2 separate regions of the Homo sapiens genome follow, and region 1 is linked to region 2. The links are chromatin loops, found by intact Hi-C in ENCODE. Cell type or tissue: natural killer cell. All regions are shown on one strand. Links, peaks and the distances in the headings refer to the core of each region. The heading gives the core; the rest is flanking DNA. Region 1 overlaps NETO1 (neuropilin and tolloid like 1). Region 2 overlaps C18orf63 (chromosome 18 open reading frame 63).

Region 1 (16,244 bases), core at 6,459-11,458, 1.6 Mb after region 2:
AGAAGAGGCCTCCACATTTTTCATGAGAACCCAATCCAGACAGACTCTTGATTTTAGCCTTCAGAGACCCAAAGGAAAGAACCCAATTGAGCCCTGCCTGGACTTCTGACATACAGAACTGTGAGATCATAAAAAGATATTGTTTTAAGCTGGTGGGTAAATTTGTGATAATTTGTGACTCAGCAGTAGAAAATAATGCATAGTATTCCTATTGCAATGATGTGGGTTTTTTCAATGTAATGGATGATCCAAATATCAATTTTAACATATTACTTAAAAACATTTTTAATATATTGCTATTTATTAATATAGTACTAGTCCTACTTTCGGTAGTTCAGGAGATGGGGCAAGATATACTGTAATTGTAGGAAACAATCACTCCAGCATCAGATTGACACTAAAAGTTGAGATTCCACTAGCCTAATCATTAATAACTTTTCATTTTGATACATATTTATATTCCTCCTTTCATTCTTTTATTCCTTCATTAAACTTTCCAGGCATGGATGGCTCGAAGATGAATATGATGGTTGCTTCTCTGAAGGCACCGCACTTCCACACTAACTCAGATTCAACTCAAGTGTGTGACTCACTTCAGATGTTCATTTATATCTGGTATTCTGTGCCACACTCCCACCACATACTCCCTCATTTATTTTAGTAAATTACCCACGGAAGGTTGTACTCTAAGAAGCCTAATTCTCTTTGTGTGTAGTTTTTCTCTGCAGCGTTTGTTTACGTTAGCTGGATATTTGCTCTACTGACACAGTGATTGATTTTATTTCACTGTTCAGTTTTATTATCTTTTCCTGTCTAGAACAAGATATAGCCTGCCATCTGCCTTTTGTTCACATAATTTTCATTCTGTCTTGGATAATGCAAATTCTTAATTTTGTAATAACTAAGTAAAATTGTCATATAATCTCAGTAACTAAATTTAATGGATCCTAAGGGAAAAAATTATAAATTATAACTCAATAACCCTCTGAGATTAAACACCAAAATATCTTCAAAATAATCAACTTACTTTAATCCTTTTTAACTTCTTTCAGATTTAAATGGGATGAGTTTAAATAACTTTGTTAGTTATGGAAAAATAAATTAACACATTTTCCAATTTAGAGTTATTTTAAAGAATCAAAGAGAAGAGGGAGTTAAAAATGTAAATCCTCTCTCTTAATATTTCACAACACTGTTTAGTTTTTCCTCTAGAATAAGCAAGGCCAAACACAATTTACAAGTTTGGTGTAAATACTAAGATCAAAAGACATTCTATTCACTATATATTTCACCACGAAAAGAAAATGTTATGTACTGGAGAAAGCAGTGTTACCAACCGTAACTTAGGCCAAAGTGTAAATTGAAGTCTTACTATAAATCTTAATGCCGCCACCTTGTGAATTGCCATGATTGATGTATCTTAAAAGGATTAAGACCACTTTACTAATATAGGAAATATTTATTTATGTATGTCATATAGTAGCATAAATACCAGATGGTGCAGATTTAAATATAAACAATACACAACATATGCTGAGAAAATTGCTGAATGTGTGTTAAATATTGGCAGGTCTTCCTAAAATATACATAAAGCACACTATTGATAAGAAAAAAATCACCATATTCAAATATACATACATTTCAAATAGTTATTAATACAGAAACATCATAATCAAAATAAATATGGAAAAGTTGACCTGGAGAATAATTGGTAAGACAACAGCAGGCAACAGGTACATATTTGTATCTTATAAAAAATAATGATTATATTCAAAAATAAGAAAAAGATAAGCATTCTAATAGAAAATGGGGCCAAAATGTGCATAATTAATTCATAAGAGAAGCATAAATACCCTGTAAGCATAAGAAGCAAACATGTAAACATATTAGTAAACAAATACATAAATTTATAATTTAATGAGTCATTTTCATCTATCAAAATGTTAAAAATATGAAATAATGTTGGAGATGGAATCTTGAAATAAAAGCATATGCACTGCTTATAGGAAACAAAATATTTCCTGAAGGACAATTTAGCAGTATATATAAAAATTCCAAAATAGGGAACAAAGATAGAATATCACCTCTGAATCAGAAATACTACCTCTAGGAATATATACTGCTGATGAGTCCATATTTATAAGCATGGAAAAATGCTTAAGTAGATTGGTTAAATGGTTCTGGGAATGTACATATACTCTTTATTAAGATGATGTGGTAGATTGATACTGATATTTTACTGTGTTAAGAAACAAGAGGTTAGAAGCAAGTAGCGAACACGTGTACATTACATTTATACTCTTGTAACTACATGGGATAAACATTTAATACATGTCATCTATTATATATGTAATACATATATGTAAAAGACAATGGGATGAAGATATTAATGGTTATATTTGGGTGACGATATTTTTGCCTGTATTTTCTAATTTTTCTAAAATAAATATGTACTGGTTTGGTAAACACTTTTTTACAAAGCAACAAATAGGAATTTCTGAAAAGATGTATTAAGTCTAGGAAAGCAAGAGTATGTACATTATTTTCTATGTTGGGTTAATTGACTCATCTATAATATCAGAAAAGAACCCATCAGTAGAGTTTTAATACAGTTTTCGAGGATATCACATTGCCATATACTGACATGTTGTTTTCAGACTAAATAATAACTCTGCTCTGTAATAGAATTTCTCCACCATTTATCTTCCGAGAGACATTCAACTGATGACTGACTTACTGCATGACAGATCCTGACGGTAAGCCCACCAGATACAGTATTGGCCTTTCTCTCCCCTTGATATGAGTGCGTACACCCTTGAATTCACTTTGGTAACTTAAAGACAGATAATAATTAGAAAAAAAATGTAGCCTTGGATTCATTCCAGGACTAATTATGACACGAGTTGTCAGGGTATCCTGGCTGGAAACTGCCACTCTCCATCAGCAGTCTCATCTTAACTTTTCTCATCACTGCCCTCTCCTGTCCCTGCTTGCCGCGCTGTACAGCGACGGCCACTTTGGCAGAAGGCTGGTTAGTCAAAGTCAGATTGCCTGAGAAATCTGCTACTTGGCATTTAGTTTCCCATTGCTGCTGTAGCAAATTAGCATATGTTTAGAAGCATCAGATAACACAACTTTATTATCTTACACTTCTGGAGTGCGGATTCCTAAAACAGGTTTTACTGGGCTGAGACCAGGGTGTCAGCAAGGCTGCTGCCCCATAAGAGGCTCCAGTGTAGAGTACATTTCCTTCCTTTTCCCGTTTCTAGAGCAGTATTTCTTGGCTCATAGCCCTTCTACTTTGTCAGAGCCACCAGAGTAGCATCTTTGTGTGCCTTTGTGATTTGCTGTTACATCACCTCTGTGCCTTCAGTCTCCATCTCTCTTTACTTGTTATTGCATTGGGCTTAACTGGATAATCCCGAATAATTCTTCATTTTGAAATCTTTATTCACACCTGCGAAATCCCTTTTTCCATATAAAGTAACATTCACAGGATGTGGGACTAAGATGTGGACAACTTGGAGAGCCATTATTTATTTGACCACAGTAGAATTTGTATTTCTGTGTTGTTTTTGCTTGTTTGTATTAAGCTGATGGGGTCTTTGACTGAAATTCTGAAAGCAATTATTAAGTTGACTTTAAGGCCAAAGGTATACAATGTCAACTGATAAAGATACATCTTAACACAAGTCTGCCTTCACACCTTGCTATTGAATAAGTGTTCTTTTATATAAAGAATTTATTTTTAATTTAAATATTTTATTACTGTAGAAAAAAATAAAAAAGTTAATCTGTCCTAAAGATTTAAATATGACTTTGGGCAAGTATAGATGTGTTTGAAATTTTAAAATAAAAGATAAACGTTTTTAGAACCAGAATCACAAAGTAGCCATTTCAGAAAATTGTTTTGCTTTTGAAAAAGATCTGAAATGGAATTACAATGTGTAAGAGCACATGTTCAGTGTCAGCCAGTTCTTCCACTTTCTTACGTGTGATGCCTGGACTTTAATCTTCAATTTCCTTTCTGTAAAACAGAGAAAACATCACAGGGCAACTGAAAGTTTTAAATGTATGTCTGGAACGTAGCAAATGGTCAGCAGAAGGTGGCTAGTATTGTATCCGTTAGTGAGATAACAACATACTGAAACTTGGGTAGTTAACACTTTCAAATACAGTGAGGCTATTGAGCAAAGGAAAATGAAATAAAATTGTATAATCTACCAGAAGCCAACCAACCCTCCTTTCCTCCCTCATTTCTTTCCTTCCTTCCTTCCTTCCTCTTACCTCCCTTCCTTCCTGTTTTTTTTAAAGCTTTTGATTGAGTTTGATGGCACCATAAAGAAAACAACTGTCAAAAGTATTCTAATATTTGAAATGAATTATCGATGGACTTTTATTACTGATATGGTTACTTAAACCATTGAAGAAGTATTATGTGTACAGACATGTAGTTTGATGAAATACTTAAAATTTAAAGTTAATTTTCTTAAGTAATTTGACCAAAACAAGTATCTTAAGTAATTTTGCTTCTTTGCCTATTCATTGAGTTACTGAGAAAATATTGCAGAACTTTCCATCGAACCATTTAGAATAATTTTTTTAAATAAAGTGTGTGGGTCTGCAAGGAATCACTTGGACAAGAATAAAGGCAGGAAATTTCCTGTAATTTTTAGTAGAATCATTGGGAATAATACATATTAATGTGTCTGATTCTAGCTTTACAACCATTGTGGTTTATGTCTGCCCCTGAAAATACACAGCATATGTTTGTTATATGGAAACAGAAAATTATTATTTTTAATTGATAGCCTCTGAACTAGCAGATTTTTAAGCTTGAGGTCATGGTGATGTGTTTACGCTTGGCTCTAATCTTCATTTACTGCAGGCCCCCTTTGTGGGACTTGGCATGTTCAATGAGAGCAAGTATTGCACCTTTATAAAAGAATAATGTGTCTAAACTAGCCACCTGCTACTGACATGTACATATTATGAAAACCAACACTGGCCCACATGTCCAGGGCCTAATAGTAATCAGCATGCAGATGCCAAAGATATTTAATACCCTCCTTATTGTAATTGTAATGTCTAACTACACACATTGAAGAGATCATTGTGGGGCTGAATCAAGGCAGACATAATGGAAGTATAAAAGTATGTAGTAATTTCTAGGGAAGATAAAATAATGGATACATTATGATAATAACGGATAAATTCACCCCACATACAAGGAAAGATTTTTTATATATGGAATGTAAGTTTCCAATGAAGATGTGTTTCTTAATGTAATATCTCTCAGAACAGTAAGAATATGTAATTTTTGCACAAAGATTGGGGAGGAATCTCATAAATATGTGTGAGATCAAATTGAAATTTGTGAACAGAATTTCTTGTATAAAAACAGATTAATATATGTACATCTTGATAATACTGGATATTTTCAAAGTAAAAGTCATATTGGAACAGAGTTTTGAAAACATATTGATTTTTCAAAACAACTATGAAGGTGATAAAGGACATGAAAAAAAGATACACAAATCTATTTCTGGCCTCAAGTCTGGTCACCATTTTTCAAATAAAATGTCATTTCCTCTAATTACATAGCCTATGGGCCATTTTAAGTTTCAATGTGCTGACAAGGGAAATTTTTCCATTTGTTTTGGAAAAAAATTGTTTTGTGGGAAGTTCTGATGGCCAAATATATTTTATATATTTTTTATATTTTTGTTTGTGTAGAGTACCACAATTAAAAATGATAGTAGCAAGCTACACACACACACACACACACACACACACACACACACATATTTTTTTTTTTCTGAGACTGAGTCTCACTCTGTCACCCAGGCTGAAGGGCAGTGGCACAATCTCGACTCACTGCAACCTCCACCTCCTGGGTTCAAACGATTCTCCCCGCTCAGCCTCCTGAGTAGAGGGATTACAGACATGCACCACCACACCAGTCTACTTTTTGTATTTTTAGTAGAGATGAGTTCTCACCATGTTGACCGAGCTGGTCTTGAACTCCTGACCTCAAATGACCCACCCACCTCGGCCTCCCGAAGTGCTGATATTACAGATGTTAGCCACTGTGCCCAGCCAAGCTATGTATTTTTAATGACATTTTTGAAGTTTTTAAAAATTTGCATCTTCAGTTGATTACTCATAATTGATATCTCTAATGTTTTATTTTCTTTCAAGTTTATTTTTTAAAGTTTTGCTGTTATTTAAAAATTTAAGATCATTGTCAGACATTAATGAGAAGATGGCATTTAATATTCATTGTGTTGCTTAAATAATTTTTATTCTGGCCTGGCACTGTGGCTCACGCCTGTAACCTCAGCACTTTGGGAGGCCAAGGTGGGTGGATCATGAGGCCAGAAGTTCAAGACCATCCTGGCCAAGATGATGAAACCCCATCTCTACGGAAAATACAAAAATTAGCCAGGCACAGTGACAGGTGCCTGTAATCCCAGCTACTCGGGAGGCTGAGACACGAGAATTGCTTGAACCTGGGCAGCAGAAGTTGCAGTGAGCTGAGATCATGCCACTTCACTCCAGCCTGGACAACAGAGTGAGACTTCATCTCCAATTAAAAAAAAAAAGAATTTTTATTGTGATATATAGTCTGTCACCAAGTATTTATGAAGCATCTACAAAGTGGTACATCTGGTTGCCAGACTTTTTAAGAGGAAGCAACAAGGCACAGATAAGTTAACTCAAAGGGATCAGCCCAAGCCCTAGTATGTATTGTGGGAAAACCAACATGGGTGATGTGGTGGGAAGGATGAGGGCAGGATGACCTGGTGGTTATGGTGGGTGACATCTGAGGTTAGGAAGAATTCTATAAATGTTTAGGGTGAGCAGAGGCTGTGAGAATATAAATCACTTGCTGTGTACTAAGGGGTACAAGGAGTTTGGAAATTAACCTAACATTATTGGAAAGTGTTTTGGGGTGTCTTCAACAAAGTGAAATGTGGCCTGATTTATACTTTCAGATGGCCAAGGTCCCCATGGTTTCTGTGTCCCTGAACTCCATGTAAGATTGCTGTCAGTGAATGGTGGCCTGGCTCATTCACAGCAGTGGAGACCTCAACAAGAGCTTTGTATTGAGATAGAGCCATGCAAGAGATGGCCACTGGCTCAACGGTATCCGGGGAAGAAAGGACCCAAGGATGGTCTTGAGCCTTTCGCCTGAACACCTGAGGGGATGGTTGTGCCCTTTGTTAATGCCAGGAAGGTGTGGGAGGTGAGAATTAAAAAGGAAAATGTGGATAAGAGGAAGAGGGTGATAATCATTTTGCTTAGGCCCATCAGCCATATTCTGTTTGCGATGGTAATTACAGTTCCAAATGGAGACGTTAAGTAGGAATTTCAATATTCAGGGTAAGTCTGGATCTCACACAGTAGTCAGAGCTGGGGATGTAAGCCCCCTCGTTAGTGGGGGCTCTGTGTCTGATGAAAATTGCCGAGAGAGAGGACAGAGGAAATAAGGGACCTGTGACAGCCTCAGGGGGCTCAGCTACAGGGGTCTGTAAGACACTAGCATAGCGGCCTGAGAAGGCAGGGGGAAAATCACCTTAGTTACCTGAACTGATAAACATTAGTAATAAATAAAAGTAAGTATGCTAGATTTTGCTCTTCAATGTGAATTCATGACCTAACTATAGAATGTTGATATGTGTCATATTTACATATTCATGTAAGTGTTAAGCTTTGCTTCCATCCCTCACCAAACAGAGTAATAGATTCTAGACCATCCCAAGGGTTAGAAGTTTTAATTTAAAAAAGTAAGCTTTAGTAAATATTCAAGGCTGATAAAAGTTGAACCCAAGAAATAAAGCAAGAAGATGTAAATGTACTCTGATATGGTTTGGCTCTGTGTCGCCACCCAAATTTCACCTTGAATTTTAACAATCCCCACGTGTCAAGGGCTGGACCAGGTGGAAATAATTGAATCATAGAGACAGTTTCCTCCCATGCTGTTCTCATGATAGTGAGTTCTCATGAGAACTGATGGTTTTATAAGGGGTTTCCCCCTTCGCTGATTGTCACTTCTCTCTCCTGCCACCATGTAAGAAGTGCCTGTTTTGCCTTCCAACATGAAGACACTGTAAGTTTCCTGAGGTCTCCCTAGTCATGTGGAACTGTGAGTCAATTAAACCTCTTTTCTTTATAAATTAGCTAGTCTTGGGTATTTCTTCACAGCAGCCTGACAACGGACTAATACATACTCCAAGCTGTTTCCTCCCCCAGCTGCTTTTCCATACGTGTTTGTGAGCATTTCCATTCAAATTAAAGATCAGGGAATGATGAAGAATTAATAAAGAGCAGAAGTAGGAGACCTAGAGGTGTGACTGTGGCTGTGTGGTGTGTGTATGACTGTGTTTGAATGTGTGAGTGTGTGTGTGAATGGTGTGTGTGTTTGTGAGTGTGTGTGTGGTGTATGAGTTTGTGTGACTCTGTGTGTGAGACAGCCTGTGGCTGTGCCCACACAGGCCAGCACAGAGCTGGGTGTTTTAGACGAAGCTCAAAATTAAAGAAGTTAAAATAATTTGAGGAAAGCAAGAAGCAAGAATGTCTGAAGAGAACAAGATGAGTGGACTGGGGAGGGGAGGTGAAGAGAGCCAGACCCTAAGTCCAGGGAACATGTGTTCCAGTGGTGTAATGAGTCTTTAGGAGAATATGATCAAGGATCACTTCGTTTTCCAATTTTTCGTGATGTAATATGATGACTTATTTGACGTTGAACAAATTACCAATGATAGTTTTATTAACCATAAATCATGGATAGTTGAAACATCAGTGTCTCAAATCTGCCTGTTTTTATTTCAATGTGTTTTAATATTTCTTGAATATTATTTAGCAGATTTCTGGATTTCAAAAAAAAAAACGAAATCTAATAGAATAAGCGTAGTGGATTCTGCATTAAAGTAGCTATTATAAATTAAAAACCTTTAAGTTACAGAATTGAAACAGTGTTAATCCACATGAGATAAACACTAAAATCGGAGGTACATCTATAACTAGACCTTTCACATTAAAAAACAATGTGTTCTATGATTCTTTATTAAATACATTATGTAAATCTACCTTTATTTTGAGTGTTGTGGCTTTATTTTATCTTCTCCTACATGACTAAAATATGTAAGAGATTTGTCGTCCCCTGCTACATAATTTGCTTATTTAAAGAATTAGTAATGTATAGGTTTAGGAGTTACTGCACATGCTTTCATGGTTTATTTTAATCATCCCCATGAGGGAGTCAAAAGCTCCTTCACTGAAGTCTGATGTAAGTTCGCCACCTTGTGGTAATAATGGGAATAGATGAGGGTTTAAAAACAGAATTCAAGAGTAATGAAGCAATAGAGCAAAGCAAAGGTGCTATGTAAAAACTATTTTCCTGATTTAAAAATCTGAAAGAGAAAATTAACTTTTTTGATTAACATTTCGTATTTTTTCATGCAAACTTATGAGTTATCCTTTAATTACAAAACTTTTTTGTGTGTTTTTAATGTATATATACATATACTTATACATAAAAGTATATATGGAAAATTTCTCCAAAAAAGGTAAATATAATTTCAGTAAATCCTAGAAATCATCACTGCCAACATTTTGGCTTTTGCATTTCTGAAATAATTTACATAAGTGCATTGGTATGTGAGTTTTCATAAATTAAAAAGTGTATTCTCAGTTTAGCCGGGCGTGGTGGTGCATGCCTGTAATCCCAGCTACTCTGGAGGCTGAGGCAGGAGTATCACTTGAACCCAGGAGGCAGAGGTCGCGGTGAGTGGAGATCGCGCCATTGCACTCCAGCCTGGGCAACAAGAGCGAAAATCAGCCTCAAAAAAAAAAAAAGTGTATTCTAATTTTTTACCCAACTTTACATGTTAATAATCTCCCACCCTATTCTATGTTCTTTTAAGAATTAAGAATTCCATCACTATAATGATTTCTGGACACAATGGAACACTTTGCCAAGTTTTAGTTTTTAAAATTTTAAGTGGTAAACAAGTAAGATTGGAAATATTTGGATTAAACAAAGTTAAACAGGCATATTTTACCTCATGACTTCTTTGAATCTTTCAGTGGGTGCAAGGCCCTGAGACTCACCAAAACTAACATACCATATTTCTTAGTCTTAAAGGTCCTCTCCTCAGCAAAATATTGTACTAAATTTTGTTTCCAAAGAATTTATTATAAAGTATTTGAATAAATGTTAACTGAAGATTATTTTATTGGAATTTTTAAATTAGAGTTAAGGTACCCATAGATAACATCAAAATCAGGATGTATCTACTAAATTACTGTGAAGATTTTGTTACTAAAATTATAAGCTGATACTGTCCCTGTTATCCAAGCCTCAATTCTATCGGATCATTTACATGTCTGCAAAAACATTTCTTTTAGATTGCAGCCCAAGGTTGAGAGCTATTCTGTTCTACATATGGCCTGGCTTGCTTTTCCAAGATGGGATCTGAATGTCTCTCTTAACAATTGGATGTTAGAAAATACCTGTTATCTTGATGGTCTCATTAAACTGTTAAAAAAAGAGTATCACAGCTAAATATCTTACACAGCTAAACCTTCCTCCTATTAAGTAGTACAAACACATTCCAATACGTATTTGTATTTTATTTAATATGCATAATTTATGTTTTCTGCTTTTCTTGTAGAATTGAAACATAGTATTTCATATTAGACTTGGTTGTAGCAAAGGCATATTCTCCAAGGTACAAAGATAACTAGGAGGTCTTAGCTTCAGAGAACTCCTTGACGCGACTTTCAAATATGCATTCTCGTGTAGTCTTAACAAGGGATCTGTGAATGATTTTCTTCACTTTACAAATTAGAAAATTTAATGTCAGTTAAGTCACGTTTATATCATACATCTTAACATTTTATATCATACATCTTAACATTTTATATCATACATCTTAACATTTTATGTCATACATCTTAACATTTTAAGTTTTTTGTTTTGTTTCATTTGCTTTTGTTTTGGTAACGGTGGTGGTAGTTCAAGAACAGGTAACATTCTTTTGTCATACACCATATGACAGTATCTGTTATGGTTTTTAAAGATCTATCACATTTAATTCTTAAATTTTATGTAATAGTTATAATTATCCCCATTATATAGATATAAACAGAAACTGAAAAAGTTAGTGAATTTGCTCAAGATCACGTAACTCACGTTGGAAAATCAGGCATATTGATTCCACAGTCTCTGCACAGTACTCTCCTAAAACGGTTTACAATTCTGTCTTGTAATGTTTGTATTCATGCTGCTGACACTATACGGCATTCTGTGCATTATTAAGTCGCTTGGGTAAGTATTATCTTTATCCCCATTTTACAGATGTGGTAACTGAGCAACTTACAGGTTAATCAGCTCAAGGGCAAAGAGTGTGAAAGAGGCAACCCTGGGAGTCAGAGACCAGGTGGCCAGGATGCAAGGGACTTAATCACTGCACACCACACACTCTTATAAACCTGCTTTTGCTCACGAGGAAGCAATCTGTCCTTAAGGATTATCGCTCCTGACAGCCCAAATCACAGCTGGGCTCTCTGTCCTGTTGGCAGGACTCTTCAATCCCAGGCTGATGTGTGTGGAGAAGTACTCTCTGAGCTGTGTTTAATCTACAGTCTATTGCACAGCCACAAATGAATGCTTTGCACAAATGCATATGTATTGGTGTATGTGGGAGGAGGAAACAGTGAAGAAAGGTTCATTTTGAAGTGTTGTAGTGTCTACTTTCTAGGTGAGTGCTTTAAATCAAGAGCAATGATATGCTTATACACAGGACATTATTTTGGCTGACTAGAATATTTTGCTTCATTAATAGAAATCAATTTCCATCTTCTTTGGGTCGTTAGATCTGGATGATAAAATGGTGATGTCAATAAACCCAATAAAGTGAAATCAAGTTAGTTGGAGGGTCTCGTGTCTAAATACAATTTCAAGTAGTTCAGTGACAAAAAGCAATAGCAAATCGTTCCATCTATGTTCTTAGTGTTTTAACGTCAATGGGAAGCTCTATTTGCTATTCTGATAGAAACAAGTATAAAGTTGCGTGTCCCCTCTTGTGACCCTGGAAACTGTGTGAGGTACTTGGCATTTGGATTGTTACTTCTTTGGCTGCCACTTTATTACAAATAAATTTTGACTTTCCTTGAAATCACTAGGAAATAAAGCAGCTGGTTTATAAGGGACAATAGCTTAAATGATGAATATTGAATCTCGTAAGTAGAATAAGTCTTATGTAAATTGGTCGAGGAATATGTGCTTTGTCAGAAATAGTGAAAGAAGCAAAGACAGGATGCTGAGTTTAGTTTCTGAGAATACATGCTGCCCATAGCCACTACATGCTGCGTTGGAGACCGTGGCCTTGATTGGAAGACCATGGCCTTGAAGGTTAGTTCTCAACCAATAAACACATTTGTCAGAGTCTTCTGCTCTCTGGAATACTAAGGTATGCAACCCAGTCAGAGTTAACCTTTTGCTAAGTAATATTAATCAGTTAAAATATCTGTTGAATATTTACTACAAGCCTAGTAAGCTTAAGCCATTATGAGCGATTAAACATAAACATTAATTTTTAAAAAAGCATAGTCACAAGCCTCAAATATATACAAAAAAGATGATAAAATATACTCTTAAAACTTTAAAAATTACATGTGAAATAGGACTTAAGGAACAGCTAAGTTTTCTGATAGATTGGAATAATATTGTAAGACTGTTTAAGACAGGTTTATAGATTATAGGGTTCCGATGTGATTTGGATGGCAGAGTGGAGAAGGGGTATCTGGGGCAGGTAGAAGGAGGGAGTGGTGTGTGGACACGGTGCCGGATAGGTCAGGAGTGTGCTAGGAGCAATGGGCTACACACATTGGTGCACCGAGTGCACGCAAGTCGTCGAAAGAGCAATGAGAATGTAGGCTTGATTTGGTCTATTGGTGCCATTGTAGTTCTTAACCAGGAGAGAAATGAGAGTCTTTAGTGCATCATTGCATATATGCATTTCTGAGAGAGAGATTCAGACAATAACGAGGAAATTCGGAACCCAATATAATATTATACTTTGGGTGTCTATAAAACAAAATTTATTTTTGCCAAAGGTATGTACAATTTTATACATTGCTACTTTTTTGTTTGTTTGTTTTTGTTTGTTTGTTTTGAGATAGGGTCTTTCTCTGTCACCCAGACCCAGGCTGGAGTACAGTGGCGCAATCTCGGCTCACTGCAACCTCCACCTCCCAGGTTCAGGTGATTCTCCTGCCTGAGCCTCCCGAGTAGCTGGAATTGCAGGCATGTGCTACCATGCTCAGCTAATTTTTATATTTTTAGTAGGGACGGGCTTCACCATGTTGGCCGGGTTGGTCTCGAGCTCCTGGCCTCAGGTGATTCGCCCACCTCAGAGTCACTAAGTGCTGGGATTACAGGCGTGAGCCACCACGCCCAGCCTCTACATTGCTTCTTAACCATATCAGGATTTGCTTACTTGTTTTTATTTTTCATTTGCACAGCAATTCTTTATTAGCAAAAGTAAGGAAGAAAATACATGGAGAAATACCTAGGATATTACAAACACCCCCACCCCCCTCCTCCACACACACACACACACACACACACAAAGAAAAAAAAAGCACCACAAACAAAAGGGAGGCTAACTCCTAATTAACTGGCATATTTGCATAATTATTTAATGTGAAAAAGCATGTTAAAATGTGATTTATTGACATTCCTGAATTACTTATTGCATTCTTGGTAAAACCACTAATATGTAGTAACTGATCCTGGAACATTGATAGTTTCACAACTACCAAGCAGCAGAAACAGACACAATCCCATTTGGATTATTTGGAATTCAAATTTCAGTGCTCTTACCAACATACTAATGCACTTCACTCGATTACCAGAATGCAATGTTATTTTTATTTATATGTTTAAATTTTAAACTACCCCTTCCTATTTAATAATTATAATAATTTTTCCAACTCATAGAAGGTCGGTAAATATATAATTTTTAAAGGTATTTCCTACTTGATGGGTAATTATACTTTCAAAACGTATACTACAATTTGTTAGGTAATAAGTATTTTAAGCATTTTTACAAAAGCATTTTACAACCATTCTAATATAAACTTTGCCAAAATCTCCTTTATATGCTGCATACAAATTTTGACAACATTCACTATCTAATTAACAGACCTTATCAATTCTGCAAAAGCCATTATAGTCAGCTACAGAAATTCAAATTTAGTTGCTTACTAAAGAGCAGGTCTTTACAATAATATACTGGATTGTTAAATTTTACATTATGAAAGGTTTATACAGAACAGTACTTAACAAATCATTAGCAAAATAAAGTGTTAAGCGTGATACTTTTTTTTTCAAAATGACTACTACATATTTTCTACTCTTAATTTTCATTTTCCAAAATTACTATTATATGCTTTTTACTCTTTAACCAGGAACATAAAGTCAAAATGAACAGAGAGGGAACTGTTTGGGTTGGGGGAGGAGGTAGGGGATGAAGAACCAGGAAGAATCACATTGCTTGAATTAGCTATTTCTTTGCCTTACTTTTGGTTTTCAGAATTTGAGTGTTTTTTTTTAAAGGATTTCTCTCGGAGTATTAAAATACAGTAAGTTGCCTTAAGTATATTAAATTGCAAAGTATTGTTTTGACAGTTGTGGTTAGTGTAGCAAATATAGTAAAGAAGCTAACTCTAAAACTTATGTAATATACAGTTTTGAAAGTGAAAAATAAACTCATTATAACATGACTGCAGTGTCTAAATAGTACTGATCATTAATATATCTTCATTTGTCAATCATTGGAAATTCATATGTTTCATGTGCAATAGATTTTGCTAGAATGCCTGTCCTTAAAAGGATTGTAGAGCCTTTATTGAAAAAAAGAAACACTAGAATTGCATTTTATCTGATACATGGAGTGAATACAAAGGTAAAAACAAAAGTTAGCTTTAAAAGCACTTTCTGTAAGCAACCATCCACAATGCAATATTACTATAAAGACTGATCACTTAAAATATTCTGTCACTCCAATAATGAAAGAAATGTATTTTTCCTTATATTGAAATCATATCTAACATTTTACATTGCTATATTAAACTCATGTTTTCTCATCATTATTTAGCCATATTTTATACCTTCTTGAAGTTCATATTTTACCTCTCAGTCCCCTCAATGTGCATTGTAATCTGGAGATAATGATCATTGTACATCAAATCACTAGAATGTATGAAATACATGCGTAGTAAGCTAATTTTATCACCATATATATTAAATGTAATAAGCATAATATATTTTTTATGTTGTTCAGGATTAATTTTTTCATGATTCTGAATTTCCATGGCATTTTGTTTTTTCGTATTCTTAAGTAATGTTACAGGGTTTGCTTTAGTGTATGTTATTCATTAGTACTTGGTAAGTATATGTTTTTCAAAATTATTTAAAAATTTCTATTAGGTGTTTTTGCACAGTAAAACTAAATTTATACATTCTTTCTGTATAAAGTATAATTTATGCCCATGGTAGATGCTTCAGGTTTGCTAAATAAATATGCCTACTTAAAAAAATGTGGATAATGTTCTTCATTTTAATGATGGAAAATACCCTATGGCATTTTTACAAGCTGAGCCTCTCTAGAGGAATGCCAGCACTCTTAGTAACACAAGAAATAATTACCACTACGGCACCGTTTCTGAAAATCGCACGGCAGATCATTTATCTCAGTTTGTGGCAAATTATTCTAATCTTTTTTTTTTAGATTTGTAATGTGAGTGATTTACTACTGAATGTCAGTTATAACTTTCCTCCTTTGTCTTGTTCTTCTTCTTTTTAGCTCCTTGTGAAGGCAACACATTCTTCTGCCATAGTAACATGTGTATTAATAATACTTTGGTCTGCAATGGACTCCAGAACTGTGTGTATCCTTGGGATGAAAATCACTGTAAAGGTAATGATTAGTGCCTGAAATTTGAAAAAAATTTCCTCCCTGTGGAGTGGGGTAGAAGTTTATATGTATCAATCAGACAGTCTTTAAAATAAGAGTGTATAGTGCCTTTTATGACCACCGCATATGTCTTATAATTGATTTGTAAGCGTTTTTCTTAGCCTTTACTCATGCTCTGTCCAGATGTTCCGTTATTAGTGCACAGTGGACTATCCTCAGTACTTGAATTCTCATTAAAGACATCACCTTATTAGA
Region 2 (16,244 bases), core at 7,524-12,523:
ACCCATACCAATTCTACTCCTGGAGGTTTCATGTACATGAGCACCAGCAGACATATACAAGAATGTTCATCACAGTATTACTAGTAATAGCCTCCAAAGAGAAACAATCCAAATATTCATCAATAATATTCTGAATAAATTGCAGCATAATCACATAATAAAATGCTACATATAAAGGAAAATAAACCGACTATAGCTAAGTGGAGCAACGTGGATGAATGTCACAAACATGATGCTGAGCCTAAAAAGCCAGGCACAAAGGAATACATACTCTATGATTTATTTTACATGAAGTTCAAAAGCATGCAAAATGAAATATGATGTTTAAGGACACATACTTAGTTGATAAAAACGAAACAAGGAATAATTTCCATAGTAGTGGTCACCTTTTGGGAGGAGGAAAGGAGTTATGACTAGGAAGGTGTTAAGTAGGAGGCTCCTAAGTCCTGGCAAGGTTCTATGTTTCATCTGTGTGATAGTTACATGGACGTTTGATATTCATTAAGCTATACAGTATTACTTTTCTATATGTGTGTCATATGTCACCATAAGAATAGATTTTAAAAATGCAGAGGAGACAAACTCAGTAGAAAACACCCTCCCTCCCCAATAGTTTCCAGCCTCAGTAAAAATAAAAACCGTGAATCTGATTTCAAGTTAAGTCTTCAACAGCTTTGTTCTGACAAACTCTGAGATGTAGGCCAATGCCCATATGGCCATTTCATCTTTAACTTGTCCATTAGCAGACAGCCAATTATATTAATTTCTTAATGAAATCAGACAGGAGCCAGACACTAGCCCTCTGTTTTCCTTATACAGCAGGGATCATACTTCAGTCTCTAAGTGGTTCCATAGAAGCCCCAACTTACTTGATTTGGTGAGGGGCAGGCATCTTACCTTCCATTTAACTGAACTTATACTGTCAGCACAGTATCTCCAAATAAATACTCTTCATAAAACTCTGTCTCTTTAATCTCCAATAACCCAACTCATTTATATCCTTGATGTAGGTGAAACATTTCAGTAAACAACTACTACTATAATACCATGTTAAATATAATAATAATAACAAATGACTAAGTATAGTAATAATAATAACAAATAGTTTTAGGGAAGCATTGAACTGAGATAAAAGAATTACTGCACACTGCGTTGGGTGTTCCACCCCAGAAGACAAGAGATTCAAGTAAAATAGATGGATAGTATGTCTTGGAGAACTAGATAGGACAAGAGATCTCTTACCTGTATATTAGGTTTAGTTAGTTCTTGTGTGTAGTAGCATGGTTTACTTGTCATCTTTATGGGAAATCCACATATATGGGGCAGTTTAGATTTTAAATCTGAAAGAAAACTTTTCAACACAACTTCCGAATCTACCCTTGGAAAGAACTGCATGGGCTGACTTCTGATGCAACTGAGAGGATATCTGAACAATGTTAAAGAACAATGTCTGATTTTATTACATAAGAGGCAGAAATTTATAAGGGATTTTAAAAAGTAGTAAAGTAGCAATGTTAAAAAGGCACACATAAATATATCTTAACTCTTTTATATTGCTTATCTGATACCATCCACAGATGAAAGTATGTTTTCTCACAGGGATCTTCATTCCTTCTATTCTAACATTCCAAATCAAGACAATTCATAATATCTTACTATATGGCTTTCTAAATGGAAAGGCAACTGTGATATTCCAAAAACGATTTATAAGGAAGATACTATAAGCCTTAGCAATTACAAAATAAGTATTATAATAAACAATGAACAGGTTGCACCTCCAAAAACAGTTAGAAATTCAGGACAGAGAAACAACACATATAGATTGTATTCAAGCTGCAAAAGCAGTTCTTTGAGAAAGCAGTTACTTTTTCTGATGAAACATATTCTGTAGATTTTGAATAACATGTTGGCATCTAATGAAATAAAATAACTGATGTATGTTAACCTCAGTTTTACTATTAAAATAAGTTTGGCTTAGGAAACAAAGAACGCAAAAAGACAACACTGAGGCTCTTCCTTCTTCCATTTTTAAACTCCAGCAGGTCAGAAGATGGAAATGGTGAAATCAGTACTAAGATTTAAGAGTTTCACCTGAGCACTTATGCTCTTCTCGTGTGTATATTTCGATTTTAAAAAATATTGTTTAAAAGATATTTTCTTAAGTCAATGGGGTGCAATTAAGTATAAGTCAAATCATCGAAAATTTGCCTATAAAATTAGATAATCTCCTCAAAAGAAAAATCTTGTTTTTGTTTACAACCTAAGCTTTTAATTCAACCCTTTCAATTGTATCTGAAATGCCACTGGAGGGAGCACTTGGCTAAGGAGAATCATGATTGCTTTCTTACTTTCTAAGTACACATTTTTTTCTAACTTTTCTAAGTTATTGAAATGGTGTTTAAGGAAAATATCCTTATTGAGCTCATCCTCAAATAAAAATAGGAAGATATTCTAAGCAAACCAGAAACACTTGTGCAGATAAGAAGTAGGAGGAAATGTACCATAGTTTCAGTTAGACACAGAGAAAGAAGGTTGAAAAGTATGACATGAGAGTGGGAGCAAAACTAGATTATAAGGTGGGCAGACAGCATCTGCTTCAGTTGGTGTGTAAAGGATATGTGAAGGTCCTTTCTCCGAGCATTTTGAAATAGATGTTGCAGTATATTTTAATTTTTCCACAATCACCTGGAAGTTTATAGCCATACTAAAAATTAAGCACAAAATTTTAAATATCTTGGAGAAAGCTAAACTTAGGTTAAGTTACAATAAACAAAAATCAAATAACTTCTAATGTAACATATATTTCCATTCCTTACCAGGGCATCCCAGTGTCTCTGGAAATCTCCATATGAGTGAAAAGGACAGGCAGCGGGGATGGCATGAAAAATATTTATAATTTGTCCCATTTTCATACTATGAAAAATGAGAGGAAGCTATTATGAGCCAATGCTTAAATATAGTTTAATAAGTCAACTACATGATTTAGAAAGTGTTCAAAAAAGATTCAACAACTATCTCACTAGCTATATATAGTAAACTAAACATCTCAAGTTTCAAACACGTTGTACTAAATCTTTTTATTTTGCTTTAATTGACAAATAAAAATAGTATATATTATTTATCATGTATGACATATTTCAAAATATGTATACATTGTGGATTGCTAAGTCGAGCTAATTAACATGCATTTACTCACATACTTTTTTTTTTTGTGGTAGACCACTTAAAATGTACTCTTAGTGCTATTATTTATTTTTTGAGACAGTGTCTCGCTCTGTTGCCCAGGCTGGAGGGCAGTGGTGCGATCTCAGCTCATGGCAACCTCTGCTTCCCGGGTTCAAGCCATCGTTCAAGCGATTCTCCTGCCTTAGCCGCCAGCTGGGATTACAAGCGTGCACCACTATGCTCAGCTAATTTTTGTATTTTTAGTAGAGACAGGGTTTTGCCATGTTGGCCAGGCTGGTCTCAATCCTGGCCTCAGGTGACTGCCTGCCTTGGCCTCCCAAAGTGCTGGGATTACAGATGTGAGCCACCTCACCCCTTCTTAGTGATTTTTAATATGTATGTAAAAAAAGTAATTGCGATTTTTGCCATTACTTTCAATAGCAAAAACTGCAATTACTTTTGCACCAACCTAATACTTTTTTTTTTTTTTTTTTTTTTTTTTTTTTTTTGAGACGGAGTCTCGCTCTGTCGCCCAGGCTGGAGTGCAGTGGCGGGATCTCGGCTCACTGCAAGCTGCAAGCTCCGCCTCCCGGGTTCACGCCATTCTCCTGCCTCAGCCTCCCAAGTAGCTGGGACTACAGGCGCCCACCACTACGCCCGGCTAATTTTTTGTATTTTTAGTAGAGACGGGGTTTCACCGTTTTAGCCGGGATGGTCTCGATCTCCGGACCTCGTGATCCGCCAGCCTCGGCCTCCCAAAGTGCTGGGACTACAGGCGTGAGCCACCGCGCCCGGCCCCAACCTAATACATTTTTATTAACTATAGTCAGTATGCTGTACAACAGATCTTTTGAAGTTATCCTTCCTATATAACTGAAATTTTGTATCCTTTCACCAACATCTCCCCAATCCACTCCTTCACTCCCACCTACCCAGCCCCGGTAAGCACTATTCTACTCTCTGCTTCTGAGAGTTCAATTGTTTTAGAGTCCACAAGGAAGTGAGGTCATAAGGTATTTGTCTTTCTGTGCCTGGCTTATTTCATTTAACATAATATTCCTTAGATTCATCCATGTTGCAAATGACAGGATTTCCTTCTCTTTTAAGGGTGACTACTATTCTATTTGTGTATATACCACATACTTCTTTATCCATTCATCTGTTGCTGGGCACTTAGGTTGATTCCACATCTTGGCTGTTATGAATAATGCTGAAATGAACATGGGGGTGCAGATATCTCTTCAACATACTGATTTAATTTCTTTTGTATGTATCACCAGCAGTGGGATTGCTAGATCATAAGATAGTTCTATTTTTAATTTTTTGAGGAACCTCCATAGTGTTTTCCATGATGGCTGAACTAATTTACATTCTCATCAACAGTGTCCAAGTGTTCCCTTTTCCCCACATCCTTGCCAGTATTTGTTATATTTTGTCGTTTTGATAATAGCCATTCATCAGGTATGAGGTGATCGCTCATTGTGACTTTAATTTGCATTTCCCTGATGATTAGTGGTGTTGAGCATTTTTTCATACACCTGTTGGTCACTTAAATATCTTCTTTTGAGAAATGTTATTCGAGGGCTTTGCCCATTTTAAAATCAGGTTATTTGTTTTCTTGCTATTGAGTTATTTGAGTTCCTTATATACTTTGGATAGTAGCTCTTTATCAGATGTATGGTTTACAAATATTTTCTCTCATTCTGTAAGTTGTCTCTTCACTCTGTTGACTGTTTCCTTTGCCATATAGAAGCTTTTCAGTGATGTAACCACATTTGTCTATTTTTGCTTTTGTTGTCTGTGCTTTTTCACAGATACGTAGTTTTCAGTGTACAGGTCTTTCACCTCCTTGGTTGTTAAATTTATTGCTAAGTATGTTTTTGGTAGCTGTTACAGACAAAATTATTTTCATTGATTTCTTTTACAGATAGTTTGTTGTTAGTATATAGAAATGCTACTTTTTTATGTGATTTTGTATTCTGCAACTTTACTGAATCTGTTTATTAGTTCTAACAGTTTTTTTGTGGAGTCTTTAGGGTTTTCTATACATAAGATCATGTCACCTGCATACAGCAACAATTTAACTTCTTCCTTTACAAGTTGGATGCCTTTTATTTCTTTCTCTTGTCTAACTGCTCTAGCTAGGACTTCTAGTACTATGTTGAACAGAAGTGGAGAGAGTGGGCATCCTTGTCTTGTTCCTGATTTTAGAGAAAAAAGCTTTCAATTTTTCACTGTTGAGTATGATGTTAGCTACAGGTTTGTCATATATGGCCTTTATTTGTATTATATTTTAACAACTAGAATTACTAGAAAAAACTAAATTAGATTTTTGTAAACAATGTGCCAATTGTAAGCACAAAATAATGACTAATAAATTTTTCCACCCAAAGATATTGCTGGTAATTGTTAGACTTTAGGGAAAAGTCTGTAAAGAGAGTCAAACCTATGTTTTCTACCTACCTCCTCCCAGCTTCAATGATTGAATTATTATGTGTATGCTACTGAAGTTCTTTTTCCTAAGCAATTTAAAATTTTATCCCAATAGTCCTGCTTATACTAGTAACAAATTATTTTTTCCTGAAAATAGTACAAACTCAAAACTCAGCTCATATCAAATTATAATGAATCATTATTAGATATAAGTTTATGAGGTTTTATTAATATTATTTTGATAGTTTTCATTTTATAATGAGAAATTTAGAAATATTACCTTTTTTGAAACTAGATCTAATAAGATGTGAATATATAATAAAATTATTAATTTGATAAAGAAAATTCATGGCTTTTGTAAATATGACAATATTGTTTCAATACCTTTGTGAAGTCATAATTCAGTATTTTAAAATTCACCAAAATAGTTTATACTTTTACACATATCAATGTTAAGAAAGCAAAATAAGGGAAACCACCATATTTTGAACCCACCCTAGATATTACAAATTGAAATCTCACCTTGGCAAAACGTAGCACCAGTTGCTTAAAATGGAATGTCTCTCAATGACAGCATGCTTGTTAGCATGAAAATCCTTTATAATACTCTGGGAAATCTCAAACTCTTTTAGCTTTTAATAGAAATAAGATTTGTAAGTCCTCAAATCATTTGGCAAAAAAGGAAACATTTTAAAAGATACATATTTGTTACACACACACAGTAGGTTATAAAGTAGATTTAAAGACTTAAGTTACATTGAATCATGCATAACCACTTTACATAAGTAGTCAAAGTTGCAGCTCACCCTGCTTCTCCTTTATACAATATATGAAGTATTTCATGCTTTCCCTCTTACCATCCAAGCCCAAACTCCTATTTTGCAGTGATTTTAGTTGGTTTTCAGGTGGTTTTTTTAATTATGTTAATTTGCAGGAAGTTGAATCTCTTCCAAAGGAAGGTGTTCATATTTTAAAATAATAGCTTTTAACCTCAATTGTTTTTTTAAATGGAGGATGAGTAAGGGAATTATACCTCCATCTGGTCTTTTGGAGGAGAAAAGACAGAGCCAATGCTCCAGTCTCCTTTTATACCCCTCCCAGCTTCCTAGAACACTTTCTTCCCTGTTCCTCAAGTGTCCTCCCTGTAGGGCATTTTGGCTTGTATTTAACCTACAAGAGTTTGCCAATTACAGCTCTCTTACCCTGGAAAATCTCCCTGAGAGGCACTGTTCCAGTTAGCCAAAGATATAAAGAGACCTCAAGGAGGGTGAAAAAATAAAGTATTAATGGGTGAAAGGACACTATATTAACATTAGACAGAATGATTCATAAACCCTTACCCCATTCTTAACCAACCACCTAACATCTTTTGGGAAACAATGTTCTAACTTCGCTGCCTACTACTTTTCAAGGAAGTCCAACTAAACTGGACAACTTTTTATTGCCTGGACTCCTACCAATAAGGTCCTAATGCCTGGATCTAGACCCATCTTCTCCATGTCCAGTGACTGATCCTTCTCTGAGTTCCTATGTCATTCATTAAGACTAATGGAAATGGAGGAGCAGGGAAGAGCAGAAAACATGAATGCAGGAAGAGGAAGATAAGATATGCTAGTTACGTTGTGAGGTAAAAGAGCAAGGACACGCAGAATGAATAAGGACACATATTTTCCTGTGCACAAGAGATAAATCTTGCACTGTGATGTACTGTGCTTAAGAGATCAGTTGCCTGAAATGTGTGATAAAAACATGGTTAGAGGAGGCATGGTTATGAATGTCAGAAAAGACTGGTTGCAGAGGGAGGACTAAACTGAGAGAAAACAGAACTTAAAATTGAATTCACAGAAGGTAGGTATCAGGTTCAAATGTTTAAAGTTTATGGGTTCCCACATACACCTACTTATATAGCTTGAGTATACATCCTCTGGGTACTTTCTACAGTATTCAGAGACTCAAGTCGATTGCTGCAGGGACCTCAGTAAGTACCAGTACTTATTGTTTACATTGGTCTTTCTCAACACAGATTAAAGACTGGCAAACCACCCAGCTGTTCACCATATACTCCAAGAGACTGCGAATGCTAACCCTTTGTATTTCTTTATTTAGCAAATATTTATAAAGTGCCCTTATATGATGACTAAAACCATACTGAAAAGCAGGTATTCAATAAATATTATTTTCTCCTTATAACGCCAATCTGAACAATTTAGACTTAATTTTCTCTAGGCAATGTTGAAATACTAAAGATATTTAGGCTGGGGACCTTTGTTTTAGAAAGTGAACTCTGTTGACATTGTAAGGAAAAATTAGATAATAAACTTGAAGGAGAAAGGCTGGAAACAGGCCCATATGGAGACTGGTTTAATAGTTCAAGTAAAAAAAGAGAGTCTGAATTAGAGCAACATAAATGGAGGCAGAGAGGAGTCCATTTCAGAGACCACAGTAGGCTATTAAAGACTAACTGGAAAGAGAAAGTGAGAAAGAGGGAAAGCCAAGGATAACTCTGAAGTATTTAGGTAGGTAAATTATTGACTGCTGATGCCACTAATGAAAAGAATAATTACACAGGGGGAACAGATTTGGGGTTGAGGAAGGTGACACATAAATACATTCAGTTTTAGACATAATTGGGTCTGACTGCCATTAGTACATTCATTTGAAAGTATCCAAGAGATGACAGAAAAGTTACAACTATACAAGAATATTTGGGAGGTACTGGTGTATAGGCTGAAGCTACTGAAATGGGTAAGCCTGCTAAGGAAAAGAGGGCTGAAAATGGAACCCTAAGAAACAGCAACATTTAAAATGATAAATGAATGAAGATAAATGAATTCCAGGAGATTCTAGAAAAATCAGTTTCAGATAAATCAAGAGAGGAGATTATTTCAAGAAGAAAAGTGTGAAAAATATTATAAGTGTTTCAAAGATTTCACATATGATTCCCTCAGACATTTTCTTTTTCTCTTAATTCCTCAAGTAACATAGTTCCTATAACACAAATTTTGATACTCCATTAACAAACATTGTTTTTTAATGTATTTTTATTTAACATATATTAGGTTTCTATTTCTGTAAGGCTCTATGGGACATACAAATTTGAACCAAAAAACCTAAGGCTAGGTGAAGGAAGCATGGTACAGCAGAAAGGACAGAGTTGAAGGACAAACTCAGATCCTGAATCTCTTACTACCTTTATGATCCAGAGCAACTTACTTAACTGCTTTGTGTCTTAATTTACTTATTTATAAAATAATAACAATAGCTATCATTTTTTAACCTCTACTGCCAGGTACTATGCTAGGCCCTTAATGTACTTTACACCATAACCTCCTTACAACCCTAGAAGGGATATCATTATCTCCAATTTATAAGAAAAATGGAGATTCTGCGAGATTAACTAACATGCCAAAGAGGCACTGCCAGTAAGTGCCGATCTGAGAATTTTAATGTGATTCTAGGCCTACACTGAATTTTCTGGGTATGTGAATATTAACCAGTACTCAGTAAATGTTCCCTTCTTCTGGTAAGTTTTATGTGTGCATGCTCTTCTTTCTTCTGACCTAGATAAAACATTCTGGGAGGAAAAGGTGTTTTCCATCAGCACTTGGCATATATACATAGTAGTACCCAGTAAATATCCATCTACGAAATAAATAGAAATTTGTTTCGAGGCACTCATTTCCCAAATTTTCCATATAATTAAATTTCAAAGCAAACAGTTTAATATTACATAATGCTTTTCTGAAATATATCCCTCATGTAACTGTGGATTCAATTATAATCTCAATGCACCAAACAGTAAAATGGCAACTTGTGCATATAAATTCCTTTAAGAAACATTTAATTACTTCCAGGAAAGCATTATTTTAAAGTTTAGCACAGTCCAAAATTTGAGAAATGAGTAAATTACTGTTTCAATTACCTCTTAAATTTTTTTATCTCTATTTAAATTGTAAAGATAAGGGCTGAAATCCCATTTTTCATAATGAATTATAATAAACTGCTTCAAAATTTGTCTAAATAGGGTCAAAGGTCAGGATTTAGAAAACTACTCCAATCTCTAGCCCAGAGGAATTAAAAAAGAATTTAGAAACAAAAGTCACCTAGTTCAAAAAATAAATTAGTCTTTCACTCCAGTCAATGCTCCATTCATTCCATAAATCTTTACTAAAGTGAGTGACAGGCACTAGAGTAGGCTCCTATGATAGAAAGATTAATAAGACACAGACCTTCCCTCTAGGACTTCTCAGTTGAATGAGACATTTGCATAGATAATATGTGATAAACAAGGTAGAGAGCACCAAGAGAGATGAGACTTAGGAGCTGGGGAATTCTTCAAAGGGGTGATGTCTGAGATAAGCCTTGAAAGATGAGCAGAAGAAAGGGAATTACAGGCTTAGACAACTGTGAGATCAAAGACATGGAAGGATGAAAGACCATACTATCTTTGAGAAACAATTCATAGTCTGGCTACTTGGAGAGCAGTAATGGGAGATGAGGCTATAAGTAAGATTGGTTTGGATCAGTTTGCTGAAGACCTTGTATATCATAGTAAACAGCTGAGATTTCATCTTATAGTCAATGGAGGCCATGGTAGATTTTTGAAAGGGGAAATGAAAGCAAACAAAATAAACTGGAGGGAAGAGAAACCAGAAACATCCTCCTTCTCACCTCTTCATCCTTATTTCTCCCCTCCCCACAACCTGACCTAATAACTATGAAAGAAAAAAACCAGAATCTCAGAACCCCAAACTCACTATGCCAAAGGGAACATTAAGCTTGGTAACTGAATCACACAAAAACAAAAAACAAACAAAAAACCCCTGCCTTCCTTTCATTCCCAGACAGCTTAGTTTCAGTTTATTACTGTAAATGTAGATTTACTGAGTGAGAGAAATGCATAATTGACTTTTCTGCTACCCCTTTTCATGTGTATAATGTAGATTCACTCAGCTGTAATCAAAGCCTCACAAGAATGTAACCATTTGCCTCATTGCCTACCCTCCTCCTCTTTTCTCCCCTTCCTCTTTCCCCTTCTGCTTGTTCTTTCCCCTTTAAATACTGAAGTCCTCAAAACCCTGTTTGGAAAAAGCATGGGGCACAGATCCTATTGTAACTTGTATTTCTTTTCCCTGGGCATGTCATCAACCTTGGCAAAATAAACCTGAGTCAACTGAGATCTGCCTCAGTCACTTTTTGGTTAACATAACCAATGCCAGATTTTAATAAAAGGAAAATTAAATGCAATTATCTTTTAGGCTCCATGGGGAATAAAAATGAATAACACAGGACCTAGAATCTCAAAAATTTTACAATTTAGTGGGAACATAGGTATATATGAAACTAATTTTTGTAGCAGTCAGAATGTGTAAGACATCATATCAAAAACATAAGTAAAAGTGAGATTCAGAGAAGCTGATGAACAATCATAATTTAGAGAATTGATTTAATTTAACAAGTACATGTTGAGTGTATAATGTTGAATAGAGGAGAGGAATGTTATTGCCCAATTTTTGGTGTTTCCTTCCATGCCCAGAAAGCTCTACTAACACATATTCCTGGAATCATTCTGCTCTGTCATTCATTCCTCCCTAGGGCATATGGATGGTGATATGGTTTGGCTGCACTGCCACCCAAATCTCATCTTGAACTGTAGTTTCCATAATCCCCACATGTTGTGGGAGGGACCCAGTGGGAGGTAATTTACTCATGGGGGCAGTTACCCTCATGCAGTTCTTGTGATAGTGTGTTCTCACGAGATCTGATGGTTTTATAAAGGGCCTTTCCCCCTTTGCTCTGCACTTTTCTCTCCTGCCACCTTGTGAAGAAGGACATGCTTGCTTCCCCTTCCACCATGACTGTAAATTTCCTAAGGCCTTCCCAGTCATGAGGAACTGTGAGTCAATTAAACCTCTTTCCTTTATAAATTATCTAGTCTTAGGTATTTCTTCAGAGCAGCATGAGAATGGACTAATACAGATGGTAAAATTGGGATGAATAACCAGGCATGCTGGCTCACCTCCTCCCCTTCCTCTTGGGAGTTGGCCTGCTGGCAGAGAGTGGTGTTCTGCATTCTGTTTGTCATATCAGAACGAGTGCCTGGTCTCCCAAGGGAGGCCTAAGGTTTTTCCACTACTGCAATAAGTGGGTGGGTAAGTCTGCCTAATTCTAAGGTTCAGATAAACCATGTCCTCCAAGAGCTGTTTTTCCTTTCCAGTAATGAACAGCATGACTATATATCCCAGTTCATGCATGTTGGGCCAGTATCTCATCAGGTTAGTGCCACTTTCACTCTCAGAAGCATCCTATTTTGAGGATAAATTATAATCTCACCCAAGTAATACAAGTGACATTCTGATCTCTATTTATGTCTTACTCCTCTGTCAATCTCTAAATTGGTTCAAACTGAGGTGTAGAACACAGAAGTATCATCTGTAGAAAATTCAAAGTTGAATAAGCCACAATATTAGTCTTCATGATGCTTCTTATAAGGAAATCAGAGGTATAAAAATAGAAATAAGCATGTGAGTATAAACTACAATTTGACTATCTGTCCCCTCCAAAACTCATTTTGGAATTTAATCCCCAATGTGGCAGTATTGAGAGATGGAGCCTTTTTTTTTTTTTTCCCCTCTAAGATGGAGTCTTGCTCTTCTGTAGCCCAGACTGGAGTGCAGTGGCATGATCTTGGCTCACTGCTACCTCTGCCTCCTGGGTCTCAGTTCTAGCAACTCTCCTGCCCCAGCCTCCCGAGTAGCTGGGATTACAGGAATGCACCACCATGCCCAGCTAATGTTTGTATTTTTAGTAGAGACAGGGTTACACCATTTTGGCCAGGCTGGTCTTATACTCCTAACCTCGTGATCCACCCACTTCGGCCTCCCAAAGTGCTGGGATTACAGGTGTGAGCCACCGTGCTGAGCCAATGTGGAGCCTTTAACAGGTGATTGAGTGATGAGGGCTTTGCCCTCATGAATGGATTAATCCATTCATGGATTAGTGGATTAGAAGGTTAATGAATTAATGGTTTATCATGGGAGTAGGACTCATGGCTTTATAAAAGGAAGAGAGACCTCAGCTTCCACACCCTGCCCTCTTGCTATGTGATGCCTTGTGCCACCTCAGGACTCAGCAGAGAGACCCTGAAAGCAAGAAGGTCCTCACCAGACATGGCCTCTATAACTTTAATAAATAAATTCATTTTCTTTACAAATTACCCAATTTCAGGTATTCTAAGCGACAGAAAACAAAGACAGTTTGGTACAGGAGAGTATGAGGGTTTAAATGAGGGTGGGAGATCACACACGGTTTGGAACCTTGGGAAGGTTCCTCATCAGTCCAAGATATACATGTCATGTTACCCATTCCAGTTATTTATATGCAGGTCATCTTCCCTACTGGCTTAAGTGATTCTCCAGGGCAGAAAAGTAGATCCTATTCATCTTGAACTTATCCATTGTCCTTTGTTACTTATCCACATAAGAGGTAATCAAAGAATTAAATGGAAATAAATGAATAGAGGAGTAGCATTTGAGTTGGCCCTTAAATGATGAGCAGGACACGTATAGCCAATCAGAGGGGCATTCTAAGCAAAGAAAGCATCATTTGTTCTATGCCTGGGGTTTCTCAACCTCCACACTATTGACACTTTGGGCTGGATAATTCTGTGGGTGGGGATAAGATGGCTGTCCTGTGCAGGGGAAGATATTCATTAGCATCCCTTCTCTGGCCTCTACCCACTAGATGTCAGTAGCAACACCATCCTTCCTCCACTGTGATAACCAAAATTGTCTCTAGACATTGCCAAATTTCTCATAAGGAGCCAATCATTCATTTCCCTGCCCTCAACCGCTTCCATTGAGAACTACTGGCCTAGAGGAAAGACAATAACATTGAGTGACACTAGTGTGTAAGGTTCTATGCTAGGTGCTATGGGAATCCACAAAATAAAAGACATATCCTTCTACTAAGAAGACAGAAAGTGTTATGTGTAAAAAATAGATGCAAAAAAATGCTACCAGAATATCAAGGGCAGGGGAATTAATATTAAATTTAGTAAGAGCTGAAATCATGCTTTTTATATTTGGAGGTGAAAGAAGAGGCAAGAAGTGGGTGCTAAGACAGGATAGGTTGTGGAGAGTCTCGGATACCATCTTAACAAAGTTTTTGAACAAAGGAATAATATGAAGACCTGTGTTAAATGGACAGAACAATATTTTCTTTGGGGAAGCAGATTTAGAATGACATAAATATATCAAGCATTTAATAATACAGATTTTGATAATAAAAACCTTTCTAGCACGCTTTATGTTAAAAATTAAAACCTAATCACGTTAGTAACAATAATAAATATAAAAAGTATATAGTAAATATAATAAAGTATAGAAATCACAATATATGGTACCTCAGGTGCTGGCAGTCTGATTGTGCAAGCTTCTATACTTAGACAAACTTGAGTTTCTGTTACATTGATGTTTAATACTGAAAATAAAATATTTAACTGTGAACTACCTGGAATTATTACTCTACTATTAAATTAAGTATTTTAGTAACAAAGGAAACTAACTTATTCAAGTCAAAAACAAGAACAGATTTTTTTCCGCACATGGTAAAATTCAAATAATAACCACTTAATATTTGACACTTTACAGATGAGACATCTAAAAGAGGACAAAGGTATGAAACAGCATGAATGTGTGTGGGGGGTGCAGGTCATAGGCAAGGTTAGAATAAAAAAAATGAGACACCCCACAGTTAAGAGAAAAATCCAACAAATACCTTACACAAATCTGACATATATTATATATATAAATATGGAGATTGTCCTCTTCTGTAATCTAAAGAGGTATCACACCATGTTTCTGACTTGAGTAGTCTTTTACTAACAAATATCCTCAAATATACTGGCAGATATATTCCAAATCTCCTAGAGCCTTGAAGTCTTTACCTTTCTTTTTCATAAAGAAAACTACTTCTGAAATGTCAGGATAGTGGTGACTTTGGGAAGGGTTAGTACATGAAAAAAGCATGAGGGGGATTCTGGGGTGCTCTTAATGTTGTTTCTTGATCTGAGAAATGGTTACAAGAATGTTTAGTTTGTTAAAATTCAATGAGCTAGACACTTAAAATTTGTGTATTACATTTCAATAAAAGTAAAAGAAAACAAATCCTAACACAGGAGTGAGGAATTTTCCTCTCCTAAACTGTTATTTTTAATCCCTACAGTTGTAGTCTCATGACAGTGTTTGGAGATGAAACTAGATGTAGGTAATGAACCCATTCACCCAGAGGTAGGGCACACTGACTGACACTACACAAATTAAACATACAACTAGTGCAAGGAGAGCAAACAGGCTTCAGCTGGAAAGTCAACCCAGATCTAATAGCTGTAGATTACAGGTCAGGATTTTAAGGCTATGCCCAAATGATGTGAAAAGCTACCATGATTGATTAATAATGTCTACGGTGGTGACTCAGGATTATCATCTATCTGCTATCTCTGGACTACTGTTTAGGAAAGTGTCTATCTGAAACACAACTGTGCAAATCAATGAAAGAACTGGATTAGGCCATGTAGTAAACTGTATACTTTAGATCATCTGTGTCTCTTTTTCCAATTTTTTAAGGAGAAAATGAATCCTATTCTTATAAGAAATAAAGTTTTGACTTACATCAGTACTAAAGAATTTTTGATGATATGATTCTGGAAACTATACATTATAAATGCCTACAGAATTAAACTCCTTCACAGTCATGATTTTCTTTAAAGTAGAGAGAATAAAAATATAGCTTTTTCCAATTAAGATGAATTTTTCTCATACAGTCTAGAATGTACATTTTGAATAAGAAGTGATTTCCCAGGTGAAATTCTGATTACAATAATATCTGATTAAGGTCTTATACAACCTAATTAATCAATAATTATACAACCCAATGATCTATGTTACTGGTTTTTTTTTTTTTTTTTTTTTTTGAAATAGGGTCTTGCTCTGTCACCCAGGCTGGAATGCAGTGGCACAATCATGGCTCACTGCAGCCTCAACCTCCTGTGCTCAACTGGCTCTCCACTTCAGCCTCCCAAGTAGACGGGGCTACAGGTGTGGTGCCTGGCTAATAATTTTGTAGAGATGGGGTCTTACCATGTTGCCCAGGCTGGTCTTGAACTTGTGGGCTCAAACAATCTACCTACCTTGGCCTCCCAAACCGTTGGGATTACAGGCGTGAGCCACTGTGCCCAGCATATGATACTGTTTTCTTTAGCAACTATGAATTATATTGTTTTATCTATTGACTTATGCATTTTTACTTACCAACAGCACTTTGTTTTCCCATCTGAGAAAGAAAATCTCTTCCTTAAAAAATTCATAGAATATGCCATGTTATTACAACTCATAAATAATCATGCTTGATATTTATAACTATGCTTGATGTGAGATTATCAAAGCTAAAGAAAATACTTTAAAATGCAGTTGTTATATAAAGTAATACCTGATGACAGCTGAAAAAATATAATCATTCAAAAGGTATCTCTTCAATTAAAAGAATGGAAATACCCAATTCTTCCCCCAAATGTCTATTTCCTGCTATAAAATATTTAGAAAACAGTCAGACTTCAAGAAAAATTCAGGATAGCTTCTCAGTTTTAA

The links. A loop is a pair of places that touch in the nucleus more often than their neighbours do. Peaks named below come from ENCODE experiments on the same cell type or tissue, not always from the same donor. Only the 100,000 strongest peaks of a DNase experiment are listed, where the experiment ranks them.
Region 1: a loop joins it to region 2, with 20 times the contacts of the local background. A loop is called at or near these places in 11 of 110 quality-filtered maps.

The regions. Positions count from the first base shown.
Region 1 is chr18:72,755,782-72,772,025 of GRCh38, reverse strand. It overlaps NETO1 (neuropilin and tolloid like 1), which reads left to right. Exons shown (of 11, transcript NM_138966.5): 8 at 15,879-15,992. Among named protein-coding and RNA genes, the nearest start is that of MIR548AV, 89 kb to the left of the region's middle. In natural killer cell, for the core only: no CTCF peak of the experiment used is centred there; a DNase peak (open chromatin) is centred at 9,285.
Region 2 is chr18:74,328,701-74,344,944 of GRCh38, reverse strand. It overlaps C18orf63 (chromosome 18 open reading frame 63), which reads right to left. Exons shown (of 14, transcript NM_001174123.2): 6 at 15,909-15,950; 7 at 14,003-14,079; 8 at 6,121-6,230; 9 at 2,817-2,913; 10 at 2,619-2,704; 11 at 1,243-1,426. Among named protein-coding and RNA genes, the nearest start is that of C18orf63, 21 kb to the right of the region's middle. In natural killer cell, for the core only: no CTCF peak of the experiment used is centred there; no DNase peak of the experiment used is centred there.